Regions from separate parts of the Homo sapiens genome. Here region 2 is linked to region 1. The links are chromatin loops, found by intact Hi-C in ENCODE. Cell type or tissue: sigmoid colon. All regions are shown on one strand. Each heading gives the region's core, and the rest is flanking DNA. Links, peaks and the distances in the headings are about the cores only. Region 1 overlaps MYO3B (myosin IIIB). Region 2 overlaps MYO3B (myosin IIIB).

What was found. Hi-C counts contacts between places; a loop is a spot of excess contacts. Peaks named below come from ENCODE experiments on the same cell type or tissue, not always from the same donor. Only the 100,000 strongest peaks of a DNase experiment are listed, where the experiment ranks them.
Region 2: it touches region 1 in a loop (2.2-fold over the local background); 2 of 110 quality-filtered maps call a loop at or near these places.

The regions. Positions count from the first base shown.
Region 1 is chr2:170,592,535-170,604,406 of GRCh38, reverse strand. The region is part of intron 32 of MYO3B (myosin IIIB); the gene reads right to left. It also overlaps the pseudogene HMGB1P4. Among named protein-coding and RNA genes, the nearest start is that of LINC01124, 120 kb to the left of the region's middle. In sigmoid colon, for the core only: no CTCF peak of the experiment used is centred there; DNase peaks (open chromatin) are centred at 6,116 and 7,036.
Region 2 is chr2:170,500,725-170,512,596 of GRCh38, reverse strand. MYO3B (myosin IIIB) reads right to left here. Exons shown (of 35, transcript NM_138995.5): 28 at 10,732-10,812. Among named protein-coding and RNA genes, the nearest start is that of MYO3B-AS1, 160 kb to the right of the region's middle. In sigmoid colon, for the core only: no CTCF peak of the experiment used is centred there; a DNase peak (open chromatin) is centred at 6,476; H3K4me3 peaks cover 731 bases; H3K27ac peaks cover 379 bases.

The sequences.
Region 1 (11,872 bases), core at 2,538-10,537:
ATTATAGAATAAATAAGTCCTCCCCAGAACCCTAGCCCTTGCTCCAGAGGAAACTGTTGCCATCACTACCTTGTGTGAACTATTCTATATACATACAATTCTAAGGCTACATCTCCTGCCTGTAAAACAAAAATAAAAATAAAAACAAAACCCTCAAATGTGAGCATATTTACACACTCTGTGCTTTGCTTTTTTCATATTTCAATATAACATGGAGGCTTTTGCATAAAGTCAAGCATCGCTTAACAACAAGGATATGTTCTGAGAAATGTGCCACTAGACAATTTTGTCTTCATTGGAATAACCTATAGTGTACTTACACAAACATAGATGGTATAGTCTATCAGACACCTAAGCTATATGGTATAATGTGTTGTTTTTAGGCTACAAACCTGTATAGCATGTTCCTGTACAAAATACTGTAGGCAATTATAACACAGTGGTAAAAAATTGTGTATCTAAACATATGTAAACTTAGAAAAGGTACAGCAAAAATATGGTATTATAATCTTACGGGACCACCATCCTATATGTGGTTCATTGTTGATCACAACATTGTTATGTGGTCCATGATGATACAGCTATGTCATTCTTATTCATGGTTCCATAGTATTCCATTTTATGGATGTGCCATTATGTTAACAAGTTTCTACTGATGAATATTTATGTTTTCCTAAGCATTTTAAAACCAAACCAAAAATTTTCTTGAATGATTACACAAAACCTTTGCCTAAAAACACACAAAACCTTTAACCAATATGAAGTAGACAACTGTCATCCTAAATCCCAAAGACTGTTGGATTGGGAATAACTACTGTTTTCCTGTTTTGTAGTAAAAAAAAGGTGGCTGATGTTTGTGTGACTCCTTCATCTATGAAATCTGGGGATATCAGTGACACTAATCAATGCCACAGGAATAATGAGAAGAGAAAAAAATACGAAAGTTTTAAGACGTTTAGAAAAACAATCTTTTAGAATAAAATAAATATTTTATGGGCTATCAAATGGCTTATATAGCAAATGCATAGTATTTTGTATTTTCTTAGATAATATGCCACTAGATTTTTTTCAAAATAGCAATGTTTCCTAAAGATGCTTTCCTTCACACTTATATGGACAATTAATATTTTCCACTTCAAACAATACTAAGACTTCTATGGGGTTGGGGGGGCGTGGATTTCATGGACCTAAGTAACGTATTCTGAGGGTGCTTAAAGTGCCCACAGGCCTTCCCCTAGTATCACCACTGATTTCAGGGGCAGGGAAGTGGAGATTTTAGGAAAATAAAGTTTATGAAGGTTTAGAAGTTTTTTTTTGTTTTTTGTTTTTCTTTTTTGTGAGACAGAGTTTCGCTCTTGTTGCCCAGGCTGGAGTGCAATGGTGCGATCTTGGCTTACTGCAACCTCTGCCTCCCAGGTTCAAGTGATTCTCCTGCCTCAGCCTCCTGAGTAGCTGGGACTACACGCACATGCACCACCATGCCTGGCTAATCTTATATTTTTAGTAGAGACAGGGTTTCTCCATGTTGATCAGGCTGGTCTCAAACTCCCGACCTCAGGTGATCTACCTGCCTTGGCCTCCCAAAGTGCTGGGACTACAGGTGTGAGTCACTGCGCCTGGCAGAAGTCATTCTTAAAGATTTTGTCTTTTATCCCATGGGCTCTGGGGAGACGCTGGAGCTTCTGATCAGGAGGATGACATATAGTAATTGGCAGTGGCATGCAGAATAATTTAGAGGAGAGAGGGAAAGAAGAGAATCAAAAAGGACATTATAATAGTCCAACTGAGGTGAGGAAAGCCTTGGCTGGAATGGGAACAGCAGAAGCAAAAAGTAAAAAGGACCTAAGAGTGAATTTAACTTTTTTTCCTGCCCTAGCACACTTGAGAAGACAAATCCTATTAACAGTGATTCACTCTGCATTCAAAACTTTGTTATAAGTGCAGCAGAAAACCCAAATTAAAAGGCTAAGCTATTAAAGTATATTGCTACAAATCATTAAACTATATAAAAACAAGGAAGGTTAATGTTACAGAGTGGAGAGGGTGAGGAGGCTATGCCCGGCTCCCACTCTCACAGCCACTGCAGTACATTGAGCTCCACAGAGACAGTGCCGGGGCAAGTGAGAGCCGGACGGGCACTGGGTGACTGTGTGCCTCGCTGAGGAAAAATAACTCAACATGGGCAAAGGAGACCCTAAGAAGCCGAGAGGCAAAATGTCATCATATGCATTTTTTGTGCAAACTTGTCGGGAGGAGTGTAAGAAGAAGCACCCAGATGCCTCAGTCAACTTCTCAGAGTTTTCTAAGAAGTGCTCAGAGAGGTGGAAGGCCATGTCTGCTAAAGATAAAGGAAAATTTGAAGATATGGCAAAGGTGGACAAAGACCGTTATGAAAGAGAAATGAAAACCTATATCCCTCCTAAAGGGGAGACAAAAAAGAAGTTCGAGGATTCCAATGCACCCAAGAGGCCTCCTTCGGCCTTTTTGCTGTTCTGCTCTGAGTATTGCCCAAAAATCAAAGGAGAGCATCCTGGCCTGCCTATTAGCGATGTTGCAAAGAAACTGGTAGAGATGTGGAATAACACTTTTGCAGATGACAAGCAGCTTTGTGAAAAGAAGGCTGCAAAGCTGAAGGAAAAATACAAAAAGGATACAGCTACATATCGAGCTAAAGGAAAGCCTGATGCAGCAAAAAAGGGAGTTGTCAAGGCTGAAAAAAGCAAGAAAAAGAAGGAAGAGGAGGACAGAAGATGAAGAGGATTATGAGGAGGAAGATGAAGAAGATGATGATGAATAAGTTGGTTCTAGCCTAGTTTTTTTCCTTGTCTATAAAGCATTTAACCCCCCTGTACACAACTCACTCCTTTTAAATAAAAAAATTAAAATGTAAGGCTGTGTAAGATTTGTTTTTACACTGTACAGTGTCTTTTTTTGTACAGTTAACACACTACCAAATGTGTCTTTAGATAGCCCTGTCCTGGTGGTATTTTCAATAGCCACTAACCTTGCCTGGTACAGTATGGGGGTTATAAACTGGCATGGAAATTTAAAGCAGGTTCTTGTTGGTGCACAGCACAAATTAGTTATATATGGGGATGGTAGTTTTTCATCTTTAGTTGTCTCTGATGCAGCTTATATGAAATAATTGTTGTTCTGTTAACTGAATACCACTCTGTAATTACAAAATAAAAAGTGGCAGCTGTTTTGTTGACATTCTGAATGCTTCGAAGTAAATACAATTTTTTTATTAGTATTGTTGTCGTTTTCATAGGTCTGAAATTTTTCTTCTTGAGGGGAAGCTTTTGCCCATTTTGAATCACATGAATTATTACAGTGTTTATCCTTTCATATAGTTAGCTAATAAAAAGCTTTTGTCTATGCACCCTGCATATCATAATGGGGGTAAAGTTAAGTTGAGACAGTTTTCATCTGTAACTGAAAATCCAAAATCTTGATCAGTTAAGAAATTTCGCATAGCCCACTTATATTTACAAACTGATAAGTAATCAATCTACTCACAGCATGGGATTATTAGAAGCAAACATTTTCAAAGTCTGTCCTTAAAGGACTAATAGAAAAGTATGCTTTATCCTTTACATGAGGACTCTATTCTTTAACTCCCATTACCATGTAATGGCAGTGATATTTTGCAGTTCCCACATTAAAGAAGACCTGAGAATGTATCACCAAAAGCATGAGCTTAGAATATAAGACTGCCAAATTAAATTTTTTGTGGACATTAGTCTCAGTGAAGACTATGAAAATGCTGGCTATAGATGTCTTTTCCCATTTATCTAAATATGGACTGCTCAGGAAATGAGACTTTCCATTAAAAGTATTTTTAATTAATTGGGCCAGCTTTTAAAATAGGGTATATTTTCCCATATTATGGTTTGCCCCTTTATAAATCCAAGTAGATCAGAGGAAGGAAGACACTTAAACTTTGCATTTCAGTATGAATTATTCAATTTATTTGAATGATTTTTCTTTACAAAACCCAAACTCATTCATTAGTCACGTTTATCTGCCTAGCAGTTTAGGGAACAATTTGGCAATTTTGTGGTTTTCGAGATTATTGTTTTCTTGAAGTGCCAGTATTCTAAAATAGCGTTCTTATAATTTTACGTGCTTTTGTGATGGAGTGTTGTTTTGTTATGTAATTTTGACTTGGATTATTTCCATTTGGATTTGTTTATGTAATTTCAGGAGGAATACTGAACATCTGAGTCCTAGAAGATACTAATAAACTAATAATTGCAGAGTTAAAAAAAAACAACAACAACAAGGAAGGGCTTATCTTCAGAGTTCTCTATTGTTTACATCCAGTGGACCATTTTTGCATTCCTTCATTAGTGCCTTCCCAGAGCCATCACTGCCATAAGAAGCAAGGCAAGATCTCCAGGAAGGGAAAATAATCAACAATTATGGCTGACTTATGAATTTAATAATTTTTTCTAGATAAATCCTAGATAAAGATAAACATTTTAAGGATATTTGTATTAAATCTAAATATTAAAAAATTTAAAAAATGATAAAAGCAAATATGGGTGAATATTTAATCACAAGGTGGGAAAGATTTTTCTAAGCCTGAGACTAAGGGCAAGCACTCTAAAATATTGAGCTGAACACATCAAAAAGAACTTTTTTTGTTGTTTTTCTGAGACGGAGTTTCACTCTGTCACCCAGGCTAGAGTGCAGTGGCACAATCTCGGCTCACTACAACCTCCACCTCCCAGGTTCAAGCAATTCTCCTGCCTCAGCCTCCCAAGTAGCTGGGATTACAGGCGCCCGCCACCATGCCTGGCTAAGTTTTTGTATTTTTAGTAGAGATGGGGTTTCACCATGTTGGCCAGGCTAGTCACTAACTCCTGACCTCAAATGATCCGCCTGCCTTGGCCTCCCAAATTGCTGGGATTACGGCAAAAAAACCCTTTTAACGGTAAAAACAAACAAATGATAAATAGAAAGAAAATACTTGTAACAGCTATATTTGACAACAGATTACTGTGCCTAATATGTAAAGAGCTACTACAAATCTTGGGGAGTAATAGATTTTCTACCCAGAGCTCTCTTTGGAAAATAAAACAGATTGTATACACCTTCTGAAATGCCTCTCCTTTGATGTAACTGCCTGGAGTATTGTCAAATGGGTGCTACCAGTACGAACAGTATTCTATGCTTTAGCTTGATGTAGTCCTTACTACTGGGTGGTACAGAGATAGAGAATGACTAGGAACACAATGAGGAGTGAGGGAGAATGTCTTGTAGGGTGAAATGAAGACAGGATGGGTGGAAACACTGAAGAAAATGAACAGAGAAACACAAAAGCTATTTTTCAAGCCATACAGCACTCTGAGAAGTATGTATCTAACACACTGGGCCTGACCTGCAGTAGGCACTTCATTAAATGTGCATTGAATTTAAACAGAGGCATGAAAGGACTTGAGGCAAAGAGGAAGGACCTATTTCTAATAATAATTGTAATTAGAATTACAATAATGGTTAACTATAGTTTTATAGCTTACGAGGTACTAGATTCTTAGCTTAGCTCTGGACATGGGTAATTTCATTTAATTCCCGTAACAACTCTGAAAGATTTGTACTGTTATTACCATTTTATAGATTCTGAAACTGAAGCCCAGGACCCCTTAACCCAAGTTCACATAACTAGGAAATGGCTTGTTCATACAAATTTGGGCCATGTAAGTCCAGAGCCCACATCCTTACAACTACACTCTGTGTCCTTACTGCCATCCCTCACCAGCAGGTAGACCACATGTGGTCTCAATGGACTCGGGTCTGTGGCCTGTAGCCATAGCATGGTTCTTAGTATAAAGGCTGCAGTTCTGAATTTCCACACAGGATAGCTGGATTCCCCAAGGGCCATGAAGTGTCAGACTAAGCTGGAAGGCTGAGAGATTCAAAAAGGAAAAGTTGCACACAAAATAAATGATCTTTTCGGCCTTCTAATCATTCTAATCGTAGTTTCCAGTGACCAAACTGCACTCTGTTTATTCAGATGGAGGCAGGCCATGGTGCCAAGCACTGTGCATTGCAGGGGAATTCGTTCGTGAGGCCCTTTGATGTCTCATGAATCCCAGGAACAGCCGGCTGAAGCAGGCAGAGCTGCTTTGTGTTTATGCCTCTAAACAGAACCATTTGAATACACAGACCAAAAGACCTGGTCCAGGAGCACTGCGTTTTCTCCAATAGAGTGATTCATTGCTAATGTCTTCATTTTGGACACTGCAGTTGAATGTGAAACCATATGCTTTAAATTAAAAGCACACTAAGCAAATCACAAGTTTCTCAAGATGGTGCTTAAAGTCTGTTTTGGGATCTGTTCGTTGCCAAAAGACCCATATGATCCTGTAATTAAACAACAGATATTTTCTGGAAAATTAATCATTTTAGCTGTCCCCAAATGCTATAATTATGATGTTTAGGTGCTATGTTGAGAAATAGGTTGCACAACTAGACCCTTTGACCCTTTTAGAATTGTTTGTTCCCTACTCTGATATTGTCCTGATCTTTCTCTAGCCATCTTATTCTAATTCATTGTATTAGAATGTGAAGCTTTTTAGTTAAGTGAGCAATAAACAGCAGAATACAGAGCCAAAAATGTTGGCAACAGAGGCACTAATAATAGATATTATTATATCTACTTGTCCAGAAGATTCATTCGCCTTGAGGATAATACCACAATCATTTAGGGTTCATGACTGTAGTCATCAGAAACTGAGACCATCTTTTCTTTTTTTTCCCCTAACCACTAGACAGGGTGGGAACAACTGAGACCATCTTATGCAAAAAGGAAATTCACTGGAAGGAAGTCAGGGAATCATAGAATTGATGGGAGGGTTGAGAACCCAGCATGGACAATAGGCAGGATCCAGGGGTACTCTGGAGGGCCAGGCAATACAAACAGGCCTTGCTGCTGTTGTTCTCCAACCTCCACAGCTCCTTGCTTGGTTGGCTGAAGAGTCTGGGAGGAGCACCAGCTCGGCAGGGCTTCTTTTTTTTTTTTTTTTTTTCTTTTGAGATGGAGTCTCCCTTTGTTGCTCAAGCTGGAGTGCAGTGGCGCAATCTCGGCTCACTGCAACTGCCTCCTGGGCTCAAGCGATTCTCCTGCTTCAGCCTCCTGAGTAGCTGGGATTACAGGTGTGCCACCATGCCCGGCTAATTTTGTTTGTATTTTAGTAGAGCCGAGGTTTCACCACGTTGGCCAGGCTGCTCTCGAGGCAGGGTCTCTTTCAAGGGTTTGTTCCATGGTGGCTCCGTAGTGGGAGAGAGACAACATGGAGCCTACTTCCCACCTAGACAGTGAGATTTCCCAAAGAAGACAGGGATGCTGAGAGTAGGGCAAGGTAAATGTTGGACAGCTCAGAATTCTGGCACTACATCCCTGAAACGGAGATTCCCCACCCCAGCCATATTTTCCCGCCTAAGCAGAAAAATGTGTAGACAGAAAACCAACTTCATGAGGGTCAAGAAGAGGTGAAGATAGTACACCTAGTTAGAAGGGGCTAGGCTGCTCAAAGAGACTCCTTTTCTGAAGGAATCTAAGCCTATTTTACAGGCCTGTGGCTGGTGACCATGTGCGTTAAGAACAATGGCTTCTTTCACCTAATTCAGCTTGGAGGTTGCTTTCTACAAAATGCACCATTTCTTATCCCCTTAAAGGGCCTTCTCTAGGCCCTGGGGGGGCAGCGGGAGGTTTCTAGGGTAGTGGTGGTTTGGGGGCAGAGGGTGGAAAAAGAACAGAGGAAGAGATGCCTATTTAAATGAGTTGTTCTTCCCCCTATAAACCTCATGGGTGGGAGAAAACATGTAGTCAGAATTAAGGAATTTCATGGCCAAATCAAGTCCAATTATGAATGTGTGGTAATGTGTAGGTATGTAGAACAGTTAGAAACATCGTTCTGCACGGTTTACGTTGTACTCTGAGGCCCAGATAAACTCAGGTAAAAGCCAGCTCTGGTGAGGAGAAAGCAGAGGGGCTGGAAATGGTAACAGTCAAACAGGGACCACCTACCAGGTAAGGGACTCACGGACCAGTCCTCTCCAGGGCCTCTACCTGAAGCGACAGCTTTTGGGGGAGTTCAGGTAGGGGTGCCCCTCAGAAAGGTTGTGATGGGACTTGAATTATTTGTTGTATTACAACAAACCCAGCCAGAATCACAAACAGGCTAATTAGTACTTCAAATTTTTTTTCCTTTTGGCCAGAAATTAACTTACTCTGTGTGGTAACATTGACTGTATCATGCTCTTGGGTTAAGCCCTAATGGCAACCATTCCTATAATTAATGAAGTGGGAAAGTTAATTTTATTAAACAAATCCTACCCTTGGGAGAAGACATCCATTTCAAAATATAGCATCAACAAGAGAGAGAATAATAAAAGGTGTAATAGATGGTGAAAATGTTGAAAACACCTGGATTCAGGTATTTTGACTGTAAAAGGTCCTCACTAAGATGCAACTACATTTGGGAGGGTGGATTCCTTAGCAACCGCAACCACAGAAGCCTCATTCATTAGTTAGGCTGGCTGAGCAAGGAGAAAGGTTGGTTGGAATAACAGTGAGAAGAGAAGCCTACGAAGGCACAGATGGCATGCTCTTTGGAGCTGGAGGACCTTGGATAGCTCGGAATACCCTTAAAGCACTCAGAAGCCAGGCATGGTGGCTCACACCTATAATCCCAGCACCTTGGGAGGCCAAGGCAGGAGGACTGCTTGAGCCCAGGGTTCAAGACTAGCCTGGGCAACATGACGAGACCCCATCTCTACAAAACGTACAAAAATTAGCCAGTCGTGGTGGTGCGTGTACCTGGTCCCAGCTACTCAGGAGGCTGAAGTGGGAGGATTGCTTGAATCTGGGGGTTCAAGGCTGCAGTGAGCCATGTTCATGCCGCTGCACTCCAGCCTGAGTAACAGAGTGAGACTCTGTCTCATAAAACAAAAACAAAAACAAGCACTTAGAGAATAACAGTAAACAAGAAGAGGGGCAAAATGAAGATGCAGCACAGACATGAGGCTAATAATGGCTTCTACCTCGTAATTCAGTCTTCCTCATCTAAGGCTGCACCAGACAACTTATGTCTCCAGTGCCCACAAGATTCCCATCAATCATCTGGCCGTCTTTAGTTAAGGCAGTAGTGCAAGAACTATCATTTTTGGAACACCCCCTACCTGGTGTGATTGGCATGTACTACCTTTACTCCTCACCACAACCCTGCAAAACGATGGTTACCGTTCCTATTTTACAGAAATCAAAACTTAGGTTTGTGGGGGGGTAAGTAACTTACTTGCCTGAGATCCCATGGCTCGATGTCAGAGCCAGATGTGATCATCAGGCTCCAGAGCCCATGTCTATGTCCCTCTCCTGCACAGGTTCTTTCTCAGAAGCCTGGGGCACGACACTGTCCTTAGATCCTCTTCACACCACAAATTCAGCTGGGTCAAGAGCAGCCAATGAGGATTTAATGATTACCTTCTGTACCTGGTAGTTGCCGCCTTCAGGAAAGTAGAGAGGAAAGTGATAGCAACAAGTGTGTGTGTGTGTGTGTGTGTGTGTGTGTGCGCGCGCTGGGAAAGAGTGCATACTCATTGGGCAGATTGGAACAACCAGAGAAAAGCAAGGTAGGAAAGGCTGCAAGGAGGAGGTGGTGACTGGAATATAGATGGGATTGGGATTTGCACACAAAGGGTAAGTCTTAGCTTGAAGCACAGTCTACCTCAACACATCTGCTACTGGGTGGGATGTTCAGGCCCTGCCAGCCTCAGGCAATGAATTCACAGTACAAAGTTAGCCATCATGTTCCTCTCTCCCTTGAAACCTGTGGTAAAATTCCTATTTGCTATTAGAAAATTTGTTAGATGTCTGTTAGCTGCAAATGACAGAAACCACTGCAAATGTGTTTACCCAACATAGGAAACACTGGCTTACTAGAAGAGCTGGCTTCAGGTATTCCAGGGACTAAAATCATGTAACCTGTATCTTCTGTCTCCTGCTGTCCCCTGCAAGCCTAGAGTCTCTCCTCTCCTCATCTCTCATCTCCGCTCTCTTCTCCCTAGCTTCGCCATGCACTGACGATACTTTTTTTTAACTTCGTACAGCCTTCCTCTACTTGGCCATGGCGGTGGTGGTAGAAATGACAGGGCAGGAGGATGGGATTTGGAGGTCAAGAGGTAGCCATATATAAAGTCTCAGAGAGGCCTAACTTGAGGCATTTGTCCTACTCTGGACCAATTACAGTGATCAGGGAGATAGTTGATTCGGATAGATGAGCTTGGGTCACATACCCAAAGTTCTGGCCAGGGTTTAGTGTAATATGCCTGACGGCCCCATCAGAACCATAAACAGTGTGTATGTTAGGGTATAATTTTCCAAAGGAAGGAAGGTAACATGATCAAAGTGGATGAGAAGGAATGCTGGGCTGACACCACTAACAGTTGGTGACAGTGTCTTTATGAATATCAGAATGTACAATATCAGCGAGCCCCAAGAAATAACATAGATTCTCTAGGAAAAATGTTTGGATGTTTCATGATATAGGAAAATCTTGCAGTTGCTCCTGACTAATGACTACTAAGGTGCACATCATAGAGAGCTGGAAACAAAACAGTGGAAGGCCAAGGCTGCATTCATGTTCAAGTGTATAGAGCTCATTTATTTTAAGATGTGCAGTTCTCTTTTAATTACTTATGATGTCTCACAGCATACTATAAGTAGATCCCAGTATGTATTGTGAATAATAACAACATCTTAGGACTAACAGACCTCATTTGGGTCTTTGTTCTCCAGCTCTTGCTAAGAGGCAGGAGAGAGCCAGTGTTAGCTGATATTCAGATCTGCTTATCAGCTTGGTGATGTAGCTTTTCTGTGCTGATGTATACAAGGGGCTATGCACCTTGCAATCAACTGACTTAGGTAAACTCTATGAACCTGGGTAAGTTGTTTTGGGTCACTGCACCTTGGTTTTCTTATTTATAAAATGGAGATGCGGCCAGGCATGCTGGCTCATGCCTGCAACCCCAGCACTTTGGAAAGCCAAGGTGGGAGGATCGCGTGAGCCCAGGAGTTCAAGACCAGCCTGGGCAACATAGCGAGACCTTGTCCCTACAAAAAATAATTTAAAAAAATTAGCCAAGTGTGGTGGCAAGCTCAGGTAGTCCCAGTCACTTGGGATGCTGAGGTGGGGGGATCGCTTGAGTTCAGGAATTTGAGGTTGCAGTGATCTATGATCATGCCACTACACTCCACCCTGGGCAACAGAGCAAGACTGGCTCACTCTCTCTCTCTCTTTCTAGAAATCTATCTCCTCCTCTCGCTATAGACAGACAGATCTATGTACAGAAAGAGATGTAAATAGATTTATCTAGAGATCTATGTATCTATGTATCCATCTATCTATCTACCTATTTAGGTATATAATCTCTATCTATAGATATATATCTATATATAGATCTAGATATCTAGATATCTATATATATCTATCTCATAAAACAGATATAGATATATCTGTCTATATATCTATATGTATCTATATCTATCTATATGGATAGACAGAGAGAAAGAGATGTAAGAGATGGTAAGACCCCCTAGAGTTGGTGAGTGATTCATTCATTAATGTATTCCAACAGTCAGAAATATTTATTGAGCATCTACCATGGCCATGTGATGGGCACCAAGGATACTTCACTAAAGAGAATGTACATGATCCCTGCCCTGCCCTCATGAACCTTATGGTCAGTGAAGGGGACAGATGAAAGGAAAGGAAATTCAAACAGCACCCAGGGACAGGGCCTGGTACACAGTAAGTGTTCAATAAATGTGAATTGCCTTATCTTCTCTTTGCCGGCCAATTCATTC
Region 2 (11,872 bases), core at 1,924-9,923, 91 kb after region 1:
GACAGATCAGGCATTGTTTCAGCAGAGACACTGTCCTGGTAGGTTTCCTGGTTGGTGATCTAGGCTGGGTAAACGTTCCTGCCCTCATAATGGGCCTGGCAAAGGGCACCCACTGTATCTGGCAGAGAAGGCTCATACGGATGAGGCACAAAAGCCCAGGCTTCCCCTCCTAACTGCTGCTGGCAGATTTTACAAGGAGCCAGTGTGGTTTCTGGCTTGGACTGACAGCTGGTCATCAGCCATCTTATCAGAATATAAAGGATAAAGAGGCCAACTTGTGGGAGGTCTGACAGGCAAATGCCACCAAAAGCAGCACCAAGAAAGTTGGATTCTTAAGGAATAGAATCTCATTGACACATTTTTTTTTTCTACAGCCCTATAAGAAATCCTGGCCTCTATCTCTACCACACAAAACAAGTCTAGTAATTTCAGGCCTCTGAAAGCATTTTCCACTTTGATTATCCAGTACTTAATTCCAGTCATTATCCCAGTTAAACTTTGAGTTCAAAGAAAATCTTCCCTGGTAAGTGTTTTCCCCAACCTGGAAGCCAAGGAGGGAAGTTTTCCATTATCCTAGAAATCAGTTTCTTGCTTGTCCTGAAACAGCATTGTCTGGGGAATTCCCCTTCCTTCTGATCATCTAGGGACCGTCAATCCATTATTTTCTGACTCCCACCAGCTTCAGGATTTCTTTCTTAAAATTTATGTCCTGCCTGCTTCTGGTAGCTTCATAGACTGCTTCTTGTGGCTGTGTTAAGTGGCCCAGTTTTGTATTCCTTTCAAGCCTGGGCCAGAGTGGTCAGTTTGATTCCATGTAAGACTGCTCCGTCTTGATGGGAAAAAATATTTTGTGGGTACCCCAAAAGAATCTAGCAGACTGTTCTGCACAGACAGGATGTTGAGAAAATGTTTAGAAGGAACGACAGCAAATAAGGATTAGGAAGTCTGGATTATATGAGATTTCCTAGCTTCTATCTGTAAAATGAAGCAAGATTCCTAGCCTACTTCTCAGGGTTACTATAATGATAATTACAGGAAGTAAGGTGTGTGAAAGTGCTTTGAATAGACTATAAATTGCTATGCAAAAGTATAAAATAACTATACCTGTCAGCTAATCAAAAAGAAAACAACTTCCACCTCTAGGATCATTCCTGCTCCTACAGTTCTGGTTTCCTGTGAAGCAAAGTTATTTACTTTACTATACATTTTACTCAAAAGGAAAATGCTCTAAGGCTGGGCGCGGTGGCTCACGCCTGTAATCCTAGCACTTTGGGAAGCCGAGGCAGGCGGATCACGAGGTCAGGAGATCGAGACCATCCTAGCTAACACGGTGAAACCCCGTCTCTACTAAAAATACAAAAAAAAAAAAATTAGCTGGGCGTGGTGGCGGGCGCCTGTAGTCCCAGCTACTTGGGAGTCTGAGGCAGGAGAATGGCATGAACCTGGGAGGCGGAGTTTGCAGTGAGCTGAGATCGCACCACTGCACTCCAGCCTAGGCGACAGAGTGAGACTCCGTCTCAAAAAAAAAAAAAAAACAAAAGGAAAATGCTCTAAATGTTTATAGCAGCTTTATTCATAATCACCAAGAACTGGAAACAATCCAATTGTCCTTCAGCTGGTAAATGAATAAAATTGTGGTACATCTATACACTGAAATTCTGCTCAGCAATGAAAATAAATGAACTACTAAAAAACGCAACACGCAGATGAATCTCAGAAGCATTATGCTAAGTGAAAAAAGCCAGACTCAAAAGTTTCACGCTGTATGACTCCATTTACAGTGTCAAGACTATAAGGACAAGACTCTGGAAGAGGTAAGACTATAGGACAGAAAACCCATTAGTGGTTATCAGGGGCTGAGGGTGAGGGGGGTGGATGTCAAGAAGGGCATAAGGGAACTTTTTGGAGTTCTTCTTTGTGCCTTCACATGGCATGTTTATAAGGACACCAGTCATTGGCTTCAGGACCCACCTTCATCCAGTATGACCTCATTTTTAATTAACTACATCTGCAAAAATCCTGTTTCCAACTAAAGTCACATTCTGAGGTTCTGAATGGACATGAATTTTGGGATATCACTAGTCAAACTGACACACCCCCCTTAAAAGTTTCAGGTGCTTTCATATCTTTAATCTCTTTTTATTCTTACTTTCTGTATTAGAATGCAAGCTCCTTGGAGGAAGGACCTGTGTCTCCTTGTTCTTTTTCTTGATTATGGAGGGGATCTAGTGTTCTCAAACTGAATTTTACTGTATGTAAATTATACTTAATAGACTTTTAAGAATTTACTAGAATTTTAAAAAATAAGGCCTCCTTTTCTTCAAACTGGATCTATTCCTAGAAAGCAGGATCCAATTTGCTTCTAATCCATCAGAGGAAAGAGTCTGATGGGGAGAGTCTTGCTGCTGATGAGGGACTTTTCACAACCATTTGCATCACTGACCATAGCTGGTTTTGACACTAAGCACTTGGCTCAAAGTCTATGAAATTAGCAGGCTCTAGTTACTTGTACATCTCAACTGTCACAACTTTATTGACGAGAATGGCTACCAGCTGTCACCCTTGCCTCTGCTTCTGTATTTGGTGATTCAGACTTCATGGCCACAGCAAATCAAACCGTGATCCTGCTATGGCTCATCGTGTTGAGGTTTGAACTCCCGGCCAAACGGCTGTCGTTCAGCTGTTAGGCTGCCCATCACCCGTCACTGTGGGTTAAACATGATAGGTACACCAAGATCTTCCAACTCTTCAGACATCTGAAAGGCAACTTGCTTTCCACACCAGAAGGCAACAAATCTGGTGATATTTAGCTCCTAGATTTTAGAATTTCTGGCTTTACAGAAGCAGGGTGACAATGGAACTTGCTATCTTTCAGAACAAGTTGCAAAAGGGCCTCAAACTAGTGAGGGGGACAAATGATGTCAGGAGCACACCTAAGTCTTAACAATTTTGAGCTTCCTGAAAATTTTATATACACAAATGAATCAAGGTTTCAGCATGAATGGAGCACAGCTCTTCACAAAAAACAAAAACAAAACCACTTGAAATCTCTTACATGTTATTGTTGTATTCTATTTTTTCCCTGTCAAATAAACAAGACGTAAGTTAAGACTTGGAAAATTCTTTTTACAAAGATTTTACTGTAATCTAATTTGAGATTTGACAGGTACTATTTTTCTCCAGAAATGAAAGAAATTGTTTCATCTTTTTGAAGTTATAGCATTTTGTTTTTGTTTTTTTGAGACAGGGTCTCACCGTGTCACCCAGATTGGAGTGCAGTGGTGCGATCTTGGCTCACTGCAACCTATGCCTCCTGGGTTCATGCAATCCTCCCTGCTCAGCCTCCCAAGTACCTGGGATTACAGGCATGCGCCACCATGTCCAGCTAATTTTTGTGTTTTTAGTAGAGACAGGATTTTGCCATGTTGGCCAGGCTGGTCTCAAACTCCTGACCTCAAGTGATCCACCCGCCTCGGCCTCCCAAAGTGCGGGGATTATATGCTTGAGCCACTGTGCCCGGCCTGAAGTTACAGCATTATTATGTCCTCCATAGAAGAGTATTTCACAGACTTTTTTCCCCCCCAGTGAAGTTGACATTTAGGAAGGGAGTACAGAGAGGGAAGTAACATTTCATTTAGTGAATACGTACCATGAGCCAGGTACTGTGCAGGATGCTTTGCATATATTACCTGCTATCATTTTCATAGCAGTCCTGAGGATTAGGCCTTAATGAGTCCCATTTTACAGCTGAGGAAACTAAGGCTCAGAAGTTAAGTACTTTTCCCCAAACTACATGGCAAATGGCAGCATAGCCATCATTTAACATTCATTGTTTGACTCTAAACTCCACATGCCTAGGACAGTATTTCAACTCTTTCCAAAGCTTTGACTGGTACCTTATTTCCAATGTGTCATATTCAAGATGGAAACCAATGGCAGGGCATGGTCTACTGAAAAGAGCACTGAGTGAAGGCTCTGAAGAGGGCTCTGAAACCAGTGTTTAAACTTGCAGAACACATAAGGGAGACACAACTTATTTAACTCTCTGTGCTCCTGGTTCCTCTGTTAAGAGGTAAAACAAAGCCTGCCTTTCTATTTCCAAGAGTCTTTTGAAGAAAAATAGCATGATCATTCTTGCCACAGCCCAGTTAGCTTTCCCCTAAACGTTTCTTTACTATTGTGTAGTTACAGTCTAAACAACTAATAAAAGTTATAAAATGTGATAACATATTTTATGATTCTACATGAAATTGTTTTAAAGACATAGAGTAAAGGCAACTCAAGTGTGTAATCGATCATAATAATGTTGTTTCATTCTGTGTTGAGGTGGCAAAGATACCTTTTCAGGCACCACTTCTTTGCAGCTAGACTCTGGAATGCTAAACAAGGTTCATAATGGAGAAAACTGATTCCAGATTGTAGGCTCTAACCCTGGCGTCCTCTGAAGTTATAATATCGAGTCCTAGGGGTACCTACTGTTGCACAAAAGTTTCATCTTAAGCATACTTGTGCCATGCCGGTATGATATTGGGCACAAGTGGACCTCCAGCCCACAATGACTTTGCAGCTTCCTCTCTGTGCATTAGGTAAACAGTATTCTGCCCTCTGGCTTATTTAATCCTAGCATGGGCAATAATTTTATTCCATAGCAAAGGAGATTCCTGTGCATTCCAAGCTATGCCATGACAAAAATTCTATCGTTTGTGCCAAAGAGAGATTTGGCAGAGCTCATTTCTTGTCAGAAACCTCGAAACCACAGGCCATCCTGTCTCTGTACTACACCACTTGCTCTAAGCCTTGTCACAGACAAGGTATGTTTTCCTCAAGTAAACCACAATGCTTTCCCCCTAGACATTTCCCCCTACAAGATATGTTAAGCCTGCAGCTGTCAGAAATCAGCCCCAGGCCAGGCACAGTAGCTCACGCCTGTAATCCCAGCACTTTGGGAGGCTGAGGCGTGCGGATCACTTGAGGTCAGGAGTTTGAGACCAGCCTGACCAATGTGGTGAAACCCCATCTCTACTAATAAAAGAGCTGGGTGTGGTGGTGCATGTCTGTAATCCTAGCTACTTGGGAGGCTGAGGCAGGAGAATCCCTTGAACTCAGGAAGGGGAGATTGCAGTGAGCCAAGAACGCACCATTGCACCCCAGCCTGGGTGACAGAGTGAGACTCCATCTCAAAAAAAAGAAAAAGAAAAAGAAAGAAAGAAAGCCCCACTTTCTCAAGTATGGGAGAGCTAGGGAAACCAAGATAGCATGAGAGTGAAGTGAGCAGGACCCCTCGCCTAGGACTGAAGGGCATCCTGTCTTGTGTTAAACAAAGGTTTAGAAGATGGGGGGGTAGGCGGATGGGGAGGGCTAGTTTGCAGTTCACAGTGCATCTCAAGCTCAGGTGCACCAGGTAAATTATTTCCCCCAGATGTTTTATTGCTATTCTGTGGATATGTGGATACGGAAAACACCAGGAAAAGAGAAGCAGCTGCCTCCTGCCCTACGGCCAAGAAGAGTTTGGATCTTGTCTTCTCTCACACCTGTGCTTCCTCTGATAAAGACAGTGAGTTTGAAGAATTTAGCTTTTGTGTGAAATGACCAGGGATCTAAGAAATAGAAATGAAATGAGTGAAGAAAAAGTGAAATAGAGGTAGAACTACAAATAGAGACACAGAAAAGAGTGACAGAGGGCATGCTTGTTTTCCTTCTGTTTGTTCAAAATGGACCTTTTCTTTCAATGGTGCATTTACTTACAGTCCCCCTCTTGTTTGGCTTGGGATCAACAATCTACTTATGTACAGCTTTAGCAGGATGAAAAATATCTACTACAGTCATTTTTACCTTCAAGAAGCATGGGTCATTTCAATGCATACACTTGGCTGTGTTTTATAATAATTTGTACTCTTTGTATTGTTTTAGATTTTACAGAGCTCCATTCCAAAGAGCGTTGGCAAAATACAGAGTACTTGATTTATTCAAACAGCATCCCTTTGAGGGAAAGCATATTTTAGAGTGCTCTGTATTGGAGTTGGATAATTTGAAGCCCCAAATTAAATCTCATTGTTTACCGTGGGAGCCCCAGCATAAAGTAGGTGCTTAACAAATAGTAGTTAAGTAAGTGAATGAAAGAAATATCCCAGTTTAAATATAGTTGTCCTGCACACGTAGGCAAATAGCGGGAAATTTAGTTCTAGGAAATTACAACCACCTAATCATTGCCAACCCACTGATGATGCTAAAGGAAACAGCCTTTTAAACAGCCTTTTGAAAAGGCTAGGAGAAAACCTTGCACTGAAAGAGTTTAAAAGTTCAGGCAGTTTTATACACCAAAAACTTGGTTCTGTTACAAAGTAGGGTCAGGCTGTCTGGATACGATGTTTGCTTTCTCTTCTGGTAGCAGCATTTAAAGCAACTCTGCTCTGCATGCATCACATGATGTGCCCAGTGGTTCCCAGCTGCAGTGGCTTAAAATGCCTGTTCACAGGCTCAAGGAAGGCACCCTGCCAGCCTCGTCAGAGTCTCTGCTGATGCTGGGAAAAGCACTCTCCCCAAAGAGCATCAGAAGAGAAATGGCCGTCACTGTTAGAGCTATTGTTATCTTGTGATAACATCTGTGTTTTTGGCAGGGCCAAGGAGGGGAGTATGTAGGAAGCTGATCCAACAACAGAGAGAAAGAGAAAATAACAATTTCCACAGCACTGAAGCAATTAGATGAAAATGTCCTGTAAACTAGCGTCTCTTCCGACTCCTGTGCGTGTGTGTGGGGAGAAGCAGTGAGGTGCTGGAAGACCACTCCTCCTGGGAGAAGGTTCCAGCCCCTAGGGCTCCACTGTCACCTATTCAAAGGGCATTTCTCCTTTGAGAGAGGGAGGCCCACAACTTTGCTCTCATCTAAAACACATATCCTGAATTAGAGGGGCAGTTTTAAAGCCAGAGCTTTAGAAAAATTAATGAATGAGATATTACATGTAGGTCTTTAATAAAGTTCCCTGCAGTTAGTTTGTTTTGATAATTTTCACTGAGGAATGTAAGCTTTTTTTGGTTGAATAAATGTAGTTAGGTCCAATTTCTGAAACATAAGGTAATTTAAAAATATAACAGATTAGTAATGGAATCAAGGTCACTGTTAGTTTTTACTTAGAATACACCATCTATTTGAACACTAATATGTACAATTTTTTTCGGATTTTAACAAAGTATGTATTTTAATTATTTGGCATTTAAAGGAATGTGTTTTCCTGTGGCAAGAACCCATTGTCAGAATTAACCAGTACAAAAAACAATGAAACATGCCACTTCTTGCCAAGGTGATATGCAGAGTTGCTTCCCACCTCCCTCAGCCCCGCAGAAAAGAAACTGATAGACAATACCTTTGCTCAGGCTCCTTTACTTTCTCTTCCTCTCCCCTCTCCCCTCTCCCCCCTACATCTCATAAAGGCCCTTTATTGACTGTGCAGTGTTATACACATAGGAAATGTATCCTTGTGTACCCAGGGTATTTTTTTTCCGTTTGTTTTCTCTTCCAGCATTTGATTACTGGCTGGTGAACTGTTTGGGCCCGCAGAGATCTCTAGACCACCAGCTCATGTATTTGAAAGGCATCTGTTTATTTTGAAAATGCAAATGTGGCCTACCTCAAAGACTGACAGGCAAGAAATGACCCACTGAGTTGGGGGAGAGGTTTCCAATCTGGAGCCCTGTCCCTCCCTCGATCACACCAAGACCACTGGCTGTCAGAATCACTGAAACCTGCTCCTGGAATCTGAATGAAGGGCCCACAATTAAAAACGAGCAATAATTAGCCAGGCAGATTATTTCTCACCCAGTTGAAAGTAATGATGAGGACATTTACCAAGGACTCTGAGGCTTTGAAATGGTGGCTCCTAGACCGAGGGCTGCCTGGAGGAGGGCCCGATAACAAGGACACAGAGTTCCTAATGGTGGCCGCCCAGTCCTTATGAGGAGAAAGCCTGGGAAGGTTAATACCCTGACTTTGATCTCTGTCAAGGCATACCAGCAAGAATTAATTTACATTTCAGATGAAAAAGGTTGACAGCATGAAAAGGCATCTTGTTTCTGGTATGTGAATGTGCCGTAATAGATCGGGAATTCTGAAAGGAAGTTCTGAGGAAGCTAAAGGGATAAGCCGCACGGCTGCTTTTATTGGGAAGGAGATGAAAGGAAAACAAATTTCAATATGTGCTGCCCTGTAGCAACATGTAGGCCAAATGCTTCCTAAATTTCAAGGGCCGCTCTTTTAAAAATATATAACATATCTTAGCAACACCACTTAAGAAAATACTATGGGCCAGAACTAGAAATACAAATGCATTCCACAGAATCTAAATTTCAAATGAAATGATTTGTTGAAAAAATAATAAATTAGAGAATAACCTTAGAAAACAACCGGAAATGGTTGTGCTGTGACAACATCCCTAAGCCACTTCCTGCAGGCTCCTAAAGCGGGGAGCCACTGTATCTGGGTCTGGTTCTACTAGGAAATGTCCTAGTGGGACGAAGAGAGGCTTGTAATGAGATTATGTTTGGGGAAGATCACAACCCCAAACAGAAACGTCGGAATGAGTTGCTTTGCTTCTTAGATAAACGCAATTATGCCTTCAAATCTAAAGATAAGGAAAATATTCCCAAGTAAAAGTAAACTGCCCATAAAATTGCAAAGATTGCTACCCTATTCATGCATCTTTACCACCAACACAAAACCAGCGCACCAATTCCTGTCCACGGTGTTGGCTAAAGGGCAGATGCTGTCTGCCTTTGCTCTGGCTGCCACACTACTTCTAAGAGGGCAGAGGTGGTGTTGGTGCCACCTTCATGCCCATCTAAGCCCCTGCAGACTCAGTTAATGGAAGTTCCCAACATCACTTGATAGGCAAGAACACTTTGGCTGCAAGGCTAAGAAAGGGGAGGTGCTTGCAAGGCTAAAAAAAAAAAAGGACGGCACCCTTAAAGAAATGTGTTTTCTAAAGTCCTGCTGGGTGCTTGCAAGGCTAAAAAAAAGGAAGGCACCTTAATGTGTTTTCTAAAGTCCTGCTGGGTGCTTGCAAGGCTAAAAAAAAGGAAGGCACCTTAATGTGTTTTCTAAAGTCCTGCTGGGTGCTTGCAAGGCTAAAAAAAAAAAAAAAAAAGGGAGACACCCTTAAAGAAACATGCTTTTTAAAGTTTCGCTGAGCAACATTATCCTTCCATGGTAGCTACCCCATAGGTGCTCCACTGAAAAGATACAATTATTACTATCCTGATCCATGATGATGAAGCAGACCCATTTCTGTTTTACAGCAGTATTCACTTGGCATTAACAGAGTGCAAGACAGGGAGCACTCAAAAGATGACTTTCACTTAGGGAAAATTGGATTTATGATTCCTGTATACTGAACTCAGTGGATCAACAATAAATAAGCTCAAGCAAGTTTAAATTTTAAAACACATGTTGGCCTTTGTACCAAACTGCAAGATCAGAAATCAGTTTGGTACCCTGTTTTAATGAGAGATTGTGTGCGTGTTGGGAGGCAGGCAAGTAGGGAACAAATGATGCACTTTGAGTTCTCTCTTAAGCTGTAACAAGAATTGCATCCCTCTTCCTGGGGCTTTGAAGTTGTAGAGCTTAGAATTCCTAGGAGATGGTGTTAAAAGTTAACATTTGCATTTTAATAGCACTCTTTCCGCCCAACTATTTTCGTTTTGAATGAAGACATCAGGCTTCTACAGTGGTCTAAGAGTTCTGAGAAGTTTACTTGGAGCCAGGTTCCGAGGAGGGACTTCTTTCAAGAGGTTGCAGCTGTTTTATTTAAGAGTTTCCTTCAAGCTCAGCTGTATGTGAAATCCTATCACTCTCTCTGCTGCTGAGTCTACCAGCCTGGCTATTTCTCTCATTCTGTCTCTAATTTCTTGTGGCTCCTGGAGCTCAGGGGCCTGTTTCTTCCAGAGCCTCGAGTAGGAATATGCAGCTTCAAATGAGGGAAGGAGCCCAGCCTGGCACCCGCACCCACAGTGGACACTGCCATTTGCAGAAGAGCAGAGTGACTGAAGAGCCAGAGAGGGGACGGATGAGTCAGAAACCAGAGCTTACACCTCTCAGGCTGCCAATAGCAAGCCGAGCCATAAAAGCCACCATGTGCTCATGCCATGGGGCCCAGAGGACCATGATAGCCACATATAAGCCTGGATTTGGGAAACAGTTTGCTGGGAAACTCCCTGAGTGATTCCTCCTCTGTGATGCTAAGAAACAGGTCTTGCATATAATTAGAGAATTCCAAAATGGGAAGGCACCTTCTGGACCTTTTTAACCAGCGCTCTCATTTAACAGACGAGGGACATATGACTCCGAGAGGGAAAGGGTTTTGTTCAGGTGGCAGTATGCGATGCTGACTCTATCCAAACGGCCTGTGTTCAAATGCTGGCTCTGCAACTGATGAACTGTGTGATGGTGGACAAGTCCCTTCACTTCTCAGTGCCTCAGTTTCCTCCTCTATAATATCAGGTATACAAGAGAACCCAGTCAGAGCATCCTTAGCCAAGTGTGGCAAACAGCAAATGCTCATGCTCACCGTTAGCATCATAGTTATCACACAAGGAGGGTCAGAACACTAGGACTCCTGTCTCCCAGAACTCTTGACTCATTCCAGTGCTCCTGAATTATTAACCTTTCAGCTTTTCTACATTCACAGAAGTTAGTCACAGAATATTTTCAAGTGGACACTGTGAAAATGATGTTTTAATTACCTGCTTGATTATGAGCAGCAGACTCATTCCTTCTGTTGCTTATTTTCTTAAATTTCCTCCGAGCATCATATCCTCTCCAGGCTAAAAATATAAAACCATGTGCTAGGAATGACATTAATTTAAGAACGTGCCAGAGAATTGATATAAGCTGTTTTCCCCTCCAGCCTATTGCCCGTCTCATCCTCCCTCCTGCTTTCTCACTGAACAAAATAAGCAGAGGTATGTGATCTATGGCGAGAAGAGAGGCCTCTCTGTTCTCACAGCTTGGCTTTAAAGATGCTTCTGAGGGGTTGCTTTTGTTCAGGCAGTGATTTCCAGAACACTCTGGGTTCCACTGATGAATCACATGGGACCCCTACTCCAGGTGAGATGGTTTCCTGTCATTCTAATCCCTGGAGAAAGCCCTGTCTTCAAGACTCGGGGATATGATACAGGTGGAAGGGTTTGGCAGGGATGGTAGAAAGGAACTGGAATAGCCTGACCCTTTCAAAATCTGTTATTTGGGAGAAAAATATAAACAGGAAAGTTGAAGAAGAGAAAGAGCGGAGTTAAGGGAAATGATAAGTAGCACAACACTGTCATTTGCTGTGAGTGAATTCTGTGCCGAGAGGTATGCTGAGGGAGAGGAAAGATGTGCAGTGGGAAGGGAAAAGGCAGGGAAGAAAGGTGAAGAAAAAGAGAGAAAAGAGGAAGGGACTCTCTGGGGCAAAGGTGGTAAGCCCTTTAGATACAAAACTGGGGCATTAAGCCACCCACGAGGAGCATAATGTCTTTGTTCCTCCCGTCTCAGCATCACAACTCTCGAAGTTGCTGGGTGAGCTCATGAAGTCCAAAATAGACTGAGCCACATGAGGATTCTGGGTTATGAGAGCATAAGGGAAATCATCCACTTTGTTCAAGATCTGGTGCTTTCATAATCATTTGTCTATTGCACAGGAACTTAAATGTTGTGTGTAACACTAATAACACATATACGTAAACAAAGAGGCACTGACTAGGCAGGGCACATGAAAGAGATTAGCAACCTCTTCCCTTGGTTTATAAGTTCCATCTGGACTAGAAAAGCCTTCTGGAAATGGCGTTAGTAACTCTGGTACTGAACACCTGACCACAGACCTGAAGTGTATATTATCTCAGTCAT